Linked DNA regions of Mus musculus: region 2 is linked to region 1. Evidence: chromatin loops called from intact Hi-C (ENCODE). Cell type or tissue: heart. All regions are shown on one strand. Links, peaks and the distances in the headings refer to the core of each region. The heading gives the core; the rest is flanking DNA.

Region 1 (4,380 bases), core at 319-4,318:
CTCTGTTCCTGAGAGCAGCTGTCTCCATGGTCCCAGTGACATCCTGCCCAGACAAGACCCCCAATCCCAGCCCCTACAGTCTCAGACCTGACTGTAGGATATCACAGGACATAGGGTCCCCTACACTCAGATGACCTTTGTAACACATACTGAAGGACTATTCTGAGTGCTTACAGGACGGGTGGGGGGCTGAGTGGGCTGGAGAGGGCCTCTGGCCACAGCGTTACTGTCTGCAGACCTCTGCTCTGCCCTACTCTACTCTGTACAGGATCAGTAGCTTCTGGAACTGATGGGTTGTGAGACACAGGGAGCCAAAGACCCAGCTCCCTGCCCAAGGCTCCTAGTGTAAAATCGTCATCCTTGGTCATGTTTGTGTGACATATCTCCAGAAGCCAGCCACTACCCGTCTCGCCAGCCTATGTATCACTTTGCTCGGCACATGGCCTTGCCCTCTGAACACCTCCACTATGCCGGGGACCCTGTCTGTGGAGTGTCTCTGCCCAGGACCCAGGCCAGGACCTCTCATGCTTGATCCCATGCCAGGCACTGTGCTCACACAAGCAGCAGGCATCGGCTTCCCTTATCTGCTTCCCTGGACCCATGAGCAGGTAAAACAAGGAGGCAGGCTGCAGGTGCCTGCCCATGGACACCCCGAGTCCACACCTGTACATCACATGGCCTCCACCAACACACCCAGCAGACGATCAAGTCTAGGCTCGCATTGCCCACACCTCTCGCCAACTCATCTGTTTCCTGCTGACACGTTCCCAGACAAGCCATCTTCCCAACACCCTGAAGCTCTGAAGCTCTGCCACTGCTGCAGCCATAGCCGCACAGGCACAAGCTACCTATTAGAACAGCTGTTCTCAACCTGTGGACCACAACCTCTCTGGGGTTGAAGGATTTTTTCACAGGGGTTCCGTATCAGATAATCTGCTAGTAAGATATATTTACATTACAATTTATAACAGTATCGTAATTATAGATACGACGTAGCAACAAAATAATTGTATAGTTGGGGTCACCACATGAGGAACTGTATTAAAGTGTCCCAGCACTAGGAAAGTTGTGAGCCACTGCATTAGAACCCTGCTCACTTGTCTGGGGAGAGCAGCACAATGGGCAGCTGATACACCAAGGTTGTGCTCGGGCTACAGCTGACAATCGACCCTGTGCTGAGACCCATCTGACCTTAGAGCAAAGCAGCAAGAGGTAGCACAGGGCCTGCGAAGATGCCACCACTGGAACTGGGTGTCTCTGGCGGTTAACTCAGGTGTCTGAGAGGCAGCTGAAACTAACACCGCATAGGACGGCCTATTCTGGAGTGTGGGCCATGGCAAGTCTCACTGAACCCACAGACCTGCCCCTGCTCCCTGTCCCACACTAGCTGCTCATACAAAAACCACCCATGCCGGTCAGGTGGTGGCGGAACACGCCTTTAATCTCAGTACTTGAGAGGCAGAGGCAAGCAGATCTCTGTGAATTCAAGGCCAGCCTGGTCTACAGAGTGAGTCCCAGGACAGCCAGAGCTGTTACACAGAGAAACCCTGTCTGGAGAAACAAAACAAAACATCCCCCATGCTCTGTTTAAACACTTGTCACTCCCTGACTGGCTGGCCTATACAAACCCTGTAAGAACAAAGACCATGCTGGGTCACTGGGGCTTACAGGTAGGCTCGTGCCAGGCACAGTGGCAGTTGAGAGGTCAGGGTCCTCCTTATTCAAGGGCACTGAGCCAGAACCTGGTGCTGCTCTGGTCCCAGTAAGGAAACCTGACAGCTAGGTGTACACCTGGGTCTGGCCATCTCCTTACAGAAAACAGTTCCCAGAGCTCACAATGGTGCCAAGGGGCAGCATAGTCCCCAGTCCAGGGGCGTCAAGGCAGATCTGGGGAGGCAAGGCTGAGGCACAGGAAACACAAGTAGAAATAACAATCAATTCCTATGTTCCAGGTTCACCTGGCACCCCACATACCACTCTCTCCAAGCTGCCCCCCTTCCTAGACAGGGTTCCTGTCTGTCCTGGAACTAACAGTTGGCCTCAAACTCAGACATCGGCCTGCCTCTGCCTCCCAAGTGCTGAAATAAAAGGTGTATGCCACCACCTGAATTCTTGGAGTTAATCGCCCTGAAGAATGTCATGGTGTCACCATCCAGAGGGAGAGTGCAGAGACCAGAAGGAACTACAGCACCTCTTACCACCCACCCCGTCGTCACCCTGACAGACTCTGGCTAATTACTCCACCACCTTCTCCGCAATGGTAGATTGGCTTACACCAAACTAGCTACTACTTCTTCAAGGACCCACCCAGGCTTCCACCTCGAAGGGCAGGAGCAGGCTCCACGCTTGGCCTGGAAAGGCCACGGTAGGTTGCAAGTACTGAGCGATCACCTTTCCAGGAGCGAGCCTCAAACCTGGGTATGAAACAAGGGATGCCTGGAAGGTGGGAGGTTCTGTCCTGGGAGAGGAGGCCTGGGGATACCAGCCTAGTCAAAGTCACTCTCAAGAAACTTGCAGGATCCCTGGCATGCACCTGGACAAAACCACCTTGAACCGGAAAAGATGCAGGACACCCAAGCAGGGTCCTCAGGATAGATATGTCCAAAGCTACGAGGAAGAAGCAGGAGGCCAGGGGACAACCAGGTGGGGACCGGGGGATGCAACTGGTCAAAGCCACACTGAAGCCTTAGCACAAGGCCTGTAACAGGCAAGGAGGTGCAGGTACGACCTTCCCAGACCCTCCAGCTCCGCCGTCGGATTCGCAGCTCCTCTGGGCGCAGCAGCGAGGCCCGGGGCGGCGCTCGAGGCCGCGCCGCGCGCCCCCGCGTCCTGGCCACGCGCTCGGCGGCCGTCCCCAGCGCGGAGCTCAGCTTCCGAGCCCCACCGGGTCCGACCAAGCCTGCGTCCCTCGGGCGACCCCGCCGCCGCCCTAGGTTCTTGGACCTGCCCGCCACGCTGCTCGCACCCCGCCGGGTCTCAATTTCCCCTCTAGCCAGCTTCGCGCGCACAGCTCCACGGCCCTCCCGCCCAGGTCTCACCGGCAGGCGCGGCACGATCTCTACCGAGCAGCAGTGGCAGAAGTACCGTCCGGGCTGCGGCGACGCCTCGGCCATGGCCACCGCCGCCTCCGCGCCGCCCGCCCCCCGCGCGGCGCCTGCCGCCGGCCGTTTGCTGCTCCCTCGCCGGCCGACGCGCCCGCGCACGCTCACGCATGGCACGCACGGCACGCACGGCAGGCGTGGGGCTCGCGGAGAAACGCGGGCAACGCGCTGCGGGGGGCTGACTCGTGGAGAACGGTGGCCGCACTAGGACAAAATAAGTATTTCCGGAAGCCAGAGACCTGGGTCCAGTGTGTGGGGCGGAGCCTGGGGGCGAAGCGGCGGAGCCTAGTCTCCTTAGTAACCGGGACGGAGGTGAGGGTCAAGACTGCAGAGCATCTTGGGGGCGTGGCCTATCTGGTGTGGGCGGAGTCTAGAGGGCTTGGCACTTGGGGGTGGAAGGGCGGAGTCACGCTTGAAGAGTGCGGAAGTCCAGGGACAGCGCGAAGGCGGGTCGCCTTGGCGATGACTTTAGGAGGTGAAGTCAGACATGGAAGCAGAAGAAGTCAGAGATGGGGGGCCAGCGAGCGGCGGGGCTACGTGGGGGAGAAGACTTTTTGGCAACCTGCGTGGGACAGGGCCTCGGGGAAGCCTCCGCGACCAAAGGGCGGGGCCTTCGTGGGGGCCCGGGATGTCTCTTTGGCAACCTGGGGTAGGTTATAACCTGTAGGCAACTGGAAAGCTTTAGGGTCCGCAGGCTGAGCCTGCGCAGGGCGGGGCCGGGTTTCCATGGTGACGAGACAGCGACGGGACCAATCCTGGAATCCGCCTAGGAATTTGGCGTGAGCCTGGAGGCGGAGCTCCAAGCTTGCGGGGGCCGTCTCCTTGGCAACGAGGATGGGCAAGCCTGAAGGCGGGTGACTATCTCCAGAGCGGGGATGTAGTCGACAGGGCTGAGTTTCTCCGGCATACGGGATTGGATGTAGAGGCCTCGGAAAGCCAAGTACAGTCGCGAAGTTGGAGTCCTTGAGGGGCGGGACTTGGTTGCCTTGCCAATGGCTTAAGTTGTTAGGGCTATCCCTAAAAAAAAAAAAAAAAAAAAAGTGAGGGACGGGGCCTAAGAGACTCCTCCTCTTCTTCGAACCATCAAGCCCTCATTTCCCAGCTTCCTTCCCCTCATTTAGCCTTCCAGACAAGCTTGCCTGTGGATATTTGCTTGCACTGCACTGCCTGTGCCTCCAAGTGCTTGGTCCCCCAAACTCCGGAGTCTCGGCTGCAATGTTGCCTTTTCACGCGGTCTCTACAGCCCTCCTACATACACTTATGTACACCTGATAATCTG
Region 2 (4,380 bases), core at 204-4,203, 57 kb before region 1:
GATGGAGGCAGTTGATTTATTCTGTCCTGGGTAGGAAGCCTGGCTGGGCACAGGCCCAGTGGCTTTCTGCCTGGGGTTAAACAGACCTTTGCAATGCCCGGGAGCCAAGCACAGAGTGTAGCTTACGGGCAGGTCCTAACCTTTCCTGGGAACAGACCCATAGCCTACAGCCTGGGCAGGGCCCAGGTCAACCAGTGATGTGTTTCCCACTATGCAGTGGGGGAGGGGCTCTGCTCAGAGGGCTACCCTGTGGCATGGACACTTAAGGTTTCCTGATTATGAGGCTGAATTTGATATTAGGGTCTCTTCAGGCTGCTCCAAGCACTTCACACCCTGATTTCGCATGCTTGCTCTGAGTGAGTGACTAGGCTGGCCTCCCTGGCTAGGCCAACTCAGACACTCACTGCAGGGTGTTACCCCAGCGCTTACCCAGATCTAATTTAACCCTAATAATTCCTCAGGCTTCTAGATGACATGGTGAGAGAGGTGACAAGCCAACAGCCTGGGTCAGCACTGGATAGCAGGAGACTGCCTGTGGGCTGCCCTCTAGAACAGTGCCCCCCTCCCTCCCTGCACCCTGTGGTGCTGGCTTGTTTACCCAATGCCTCAGGCTGGCCCTGCTCTCACCTGTCTGCCAGTAGGCAGGAAGGAGGGACTGTGGGGACATGCTGCAAGCTGTGGGCTACAAGTCACATGGCCAAGCTGTGGAGGCTCCTGGGGTTGGGATCATAGTTAGTGGTTACCCCTAAGCAATGCTAGCTAGGCTCCGTGTGGGAAGGTTGGACAGATGTCAAGGGAGTACCACAGGGCACCCTGCATTCCTGAGACTAGATTATGGGTCATTTAGTTGGTCCTAAAAGGGCTGAAATGTGGCCATTAGGCGCATGGTCCTTGGGAACATGGTAGCCATGTCCCAGACTGATGACACCCACAGTATAGTGTCTCTTCAGAAACCTAGCTGGGGCTGGGGTCTTCAGGGCATCCGTCTTTCCTGACAGTCCTAGATGGAGTGGAGTTGATACAGACATCCTGGAGCAGTAAACAGGGAAGGGGACTAAGGGAAAGGGCACTCACTGCTGTGGCCTCCTCCTGACTCAGCCTACCCACGTGCCTGCAACTGCAGGTTGGGCAGTCCCACAGATCGCAGCTCTGGAATGTAGGTTACCAGGAAACCTCTACCAAAGCTGCTGTGTCGTTCATACCCCAGGGGCCTTGAGGCCTCCCAGGCTCTAGGTGTCACTCTTGGTCCTGGAGCTTATCCTGCTGCCATCCCACCCCCCCACCCCCACTACAGGGCCTAAAGCCTAAGCCTAAACCCATATACTTGTACTTCCAGACAGCAACCACACCTTGTGTAGGCATGCAAAGACCTGCCTTCCCACAGGACATGTGTTTGGGGCAGGCATACAGGTCTGAGTGTTCCAGGTCCCTATGTAATACTGAGAGGCCCTGTCTTGAAGTATTTGTTTGTTTTTGTTTTTTTCTTTTTTGGAGACAACTTTAAACACATAGCCCAGCTGGCCTGGAACTCCTAGCAATCCTCCTGTATAGACCTCCTCCTAAGTGGTGGGATTATAAGCGAGCCACAACACCTGGCTTTTACTCTGTTTTCGTTTTTTAATTACATTTCGTGTGTGTGTGTGTGTGTGTGTGTGTGTGTGTGTGTGTGTGTACATTAGTTGCACACAGGTACTTCGCCGCATGGGTCTTGGGGTTGGACTGCGGCTTTAGGCTTGGTGGTTACCACTTTTACCCAGCCCTTTGTGTTTTGTTGTCTACCTAACTTCATACTTCTCCCCGCAAGCAGAAAAGAAATGGAGTTTGCTGTGTTGTGTTGGCCCCTGTGGCAGGCCCTGGTGGCTGTCCTTCCTTGTAGTAACGGGTACTAACCCTTTCCCATAGCTGGTTTCCTCAAGGCACCACTGTCGCAGGAGCGGTGGGCGGGGGGCAGCGTGGTCCTGCACTGTGAGGCTGTGGGCAGCCCCATCCCCGAGATCCAGTGGTGGTTTGAAGGGAATGCTCCAAACGACAGCTGCTCCCAGCTCTGGGATGGTGCCCGGCTGGACCGTGTTCACATCCATGCCGCCTACCGTCAGCATGCAGCCAGTTCGCTCTCTGTTGATGGGCTCACCGCAGAGGACACAGGCACTTACGAGTGCCGGGCCAGCAGTGACCCAGACCGCAACCACCTTACTCGGCCACCCAGGGTCAAGTGGGTCCGTGCCCAGGCGAGCGTGGTGGTCCTTGAACGTGAGTGGCCAGGGCACCTGTTTCTGTTTACCTCTCGTGCCACCCAACCCTGGCTCCCACTTTGTAGAACCAGATGCTGCTCTGCCCTACCACTCATTGAGACTCCCCTGGGCACACGGGTGAGCTGAACACTCATCAGTGTCCTTGCTGGGTGCAGGTTGGCCCTGCCCTCTTCCAGGTGGCTCCTCGGTTCGCACCCCAGGCCTTTGGTCTGCTGTGCACCGCCCTGACCTCCCGTCCTGCTCTGCTCCATGCACCTGCTCTCCTGCCTCCCCTGCCTCCCCTGTGATTGTCTGGCAGGGGTGGGGTCTGCTGCCCAAGTGTTCGCTCTGACTGTCTACTGCAAACCTGAAAATTCCAGCCAGACTTTGCAGAGCCCTCTGGGGGTTTAGTGTCCAGTTCTGAGTGACGGTCAGATAACAGTGAGGGGACCACATGGCTGTGGGAGCAGCAGGCGGGGCTTGGGCAGCTGCGTCTCTTATCTTGAAGTGGTTTGTAGTGCAGCATCAGCTTGCTTTAGCCGTCTGGGGCTGTAGACTGTCAGCCGCTGTGATTCCAACAGCAGACCTCACAGAGTGGGGCTGACTACTATGCTGAGCTTATACTCTTTCTCCCTGTGGCTTCAGCGGGCACCATCCAAACCTCTGTCCAGGAAGTCAACTCCAAAACACAGCTTACCTGCTCTTTGAACAGCAGTGGCGTTGACATCGTTGGCCACCGCTGGATGAGAGGTGGCAAGGTACTGCAGGAGGACACTCTGCCCGACCTGCATACGAAGTACATGTGAGTCCACAGTGCTCAAAGGACCCTGTCCTGATGCTGTCCATGGGGACCTGCCTCCATCCTGACGTGTAGCAGTGCCAGGCTCCACACAGCTCTGGATTGGCTGGGTGGCCTTACCTGTATAGCGTGAGAGAGCCCAAGGCCCTATGATCTGCACAGAGAGCCCTGGTGGGGAGGTGGCCACCATGCCTTGGGAGTTCCTTACCTCACCGAGGCTCTGTCCCCTGCAGAGTGGACGCAGATGACCGCTCTGGGGAATATTCCTGCATCTTCCTTCCTGAGCCTGTGGGCAGAAGCGAGATCAATGTGGAAGGTAATCTGTGGGAGTGGTGGGGGCGGGCCAGGAGGTGGCTGGCGTGAAGGCCAGGGACTGGTGTTGGGGCTGAGAGCAGTCTACAACGTGCTTGGGCATCAGGGTTCTCATCCTCACAGGGCCACCCAGGATCAAGGTCGGAAAGAAATCAGAGCATTCCAGTGAGGGAGAGCTTGCGAAACTGGTCTGCAAGTCCGATGCATCCTACCCTCCTATTACAGATTGGTTCTGGTTTAAGACCTCTGACACTGGGGAAGAAGAGGTAAGGGCTGTGAGGCTAAGGACATGGAGCTTGAGTGGTGCCAAGGACCAGGCTGCAGTGGGAGCATGAGGTTCTGGACATGGGGGTAGGGGAGGCGGCAGAAGGGGCACCGGGTGCTAGGAATGGGAGTGGGGATAAGAGCATCAGAGGGGACACAGGAGAGGACGCTTTGGTGTGGGGATCTGGGACAGTGTAGGACAGACTCTAGCATGACATGACAAGCCCTTCTCCCTAGGCAATCACCAATAGCACTGAAGCCAATGGCAAGTATGTGGTGGTATCCACGCCTGAGAAGTCACAGCTGACCATCAGCAACCTTGACGTAAATGTTGACCCTGGCACCTACGTGTGTAATGCCACCAACGCCCAGGGCACTACTCGGGAAACCATCTCACTGCGTGTGCGGAGCCGCATGGCAGCCCTCTGGCCCTTCCTAGGCATCGTGGCTGAGGTCCTGGTGTTGGTTACCATCATCTTTATCTATGAGAAGAGGCGGAAGCCAGACCAGACCCTGGACGGTGAGCAGTCCTGGGTCTGGGTGAGTGGGTGGGATGCCCTCAGTGTGTCCACCTGGAGGAGAGTGGGGTCTGCTTGTAGCTCACCCTCCTCCTTCCTCCATCACTTGGCCACAAGCTGCTGTCCTCTGGGGAGCTCGCTGTGAGGACTTGGGGCTGTGGGTGCCTCTAGCTGTACACTGCATGGCGAGCTGGGGTAGGATGTGTTGGCCTCACCATGTGTTGATCATCTGATGTACGACACTTCTGCAGCACCA

Evidence for each region. Hi-C counts contacts between places; a loop is a spot of excess contacts. Peaks named below come from ENCODE experiments on the same cell type or tissue, not always from the same donor. Only the 100,000 strongest peaks of a DNase experiment are listed, where the experiment ranks them.
Region 2: a loop joins it to region 1, with 3 times the contacts of the local background. A loop is called at or near these places in 5 of 42 quality-filtered maps.

What each region holds. Positions count from the first base shown.
Region 1 is chr10:79,763,715-79,768,094 of GRCm38, forward strand. Rnf126 (ring finger protein 126) reads right to left here and starts at 3,238. Exons shown (of 9, transcript NM_144528.3): 1 at 3,039-3,238. The coding sequence starts at 3,113. In heart, for the core only: no CTCF peak of the experiment used is centred there; DNase peaks (open chromatin) are centred at 1,754, 2,447, 3,387, 3,867 and 1 weaker place; H3K4me3 peaks cover 3,603 bases; H3K27ac peaks cover 2,743 bases.
Region 2 is chr10:79,706,795-79,711,174 of GRCm38, forward strand. Bsg (basigin) reads left to right here. Exons shown (of 8, transcript NM_009768.2): 2 at 1,903-2,250; 3 at 2,877-3,033; 4 at 3,264-3,346; 5 at 3,466-3,608; 6 at 3,844-4,126. Among named protein-coding and RNA genes, the nearest start is that of Bsg, 4.6 kb to the left of the region's middle. In heart, for the core only: no CTCF peak of the experiment used is centred there; DNase peaks (open chromatin) are centred at 2,047 and 2,687; H3K4me3 peaks cover 2,592 bases; H3K27ac peaks cover 2,164 bases.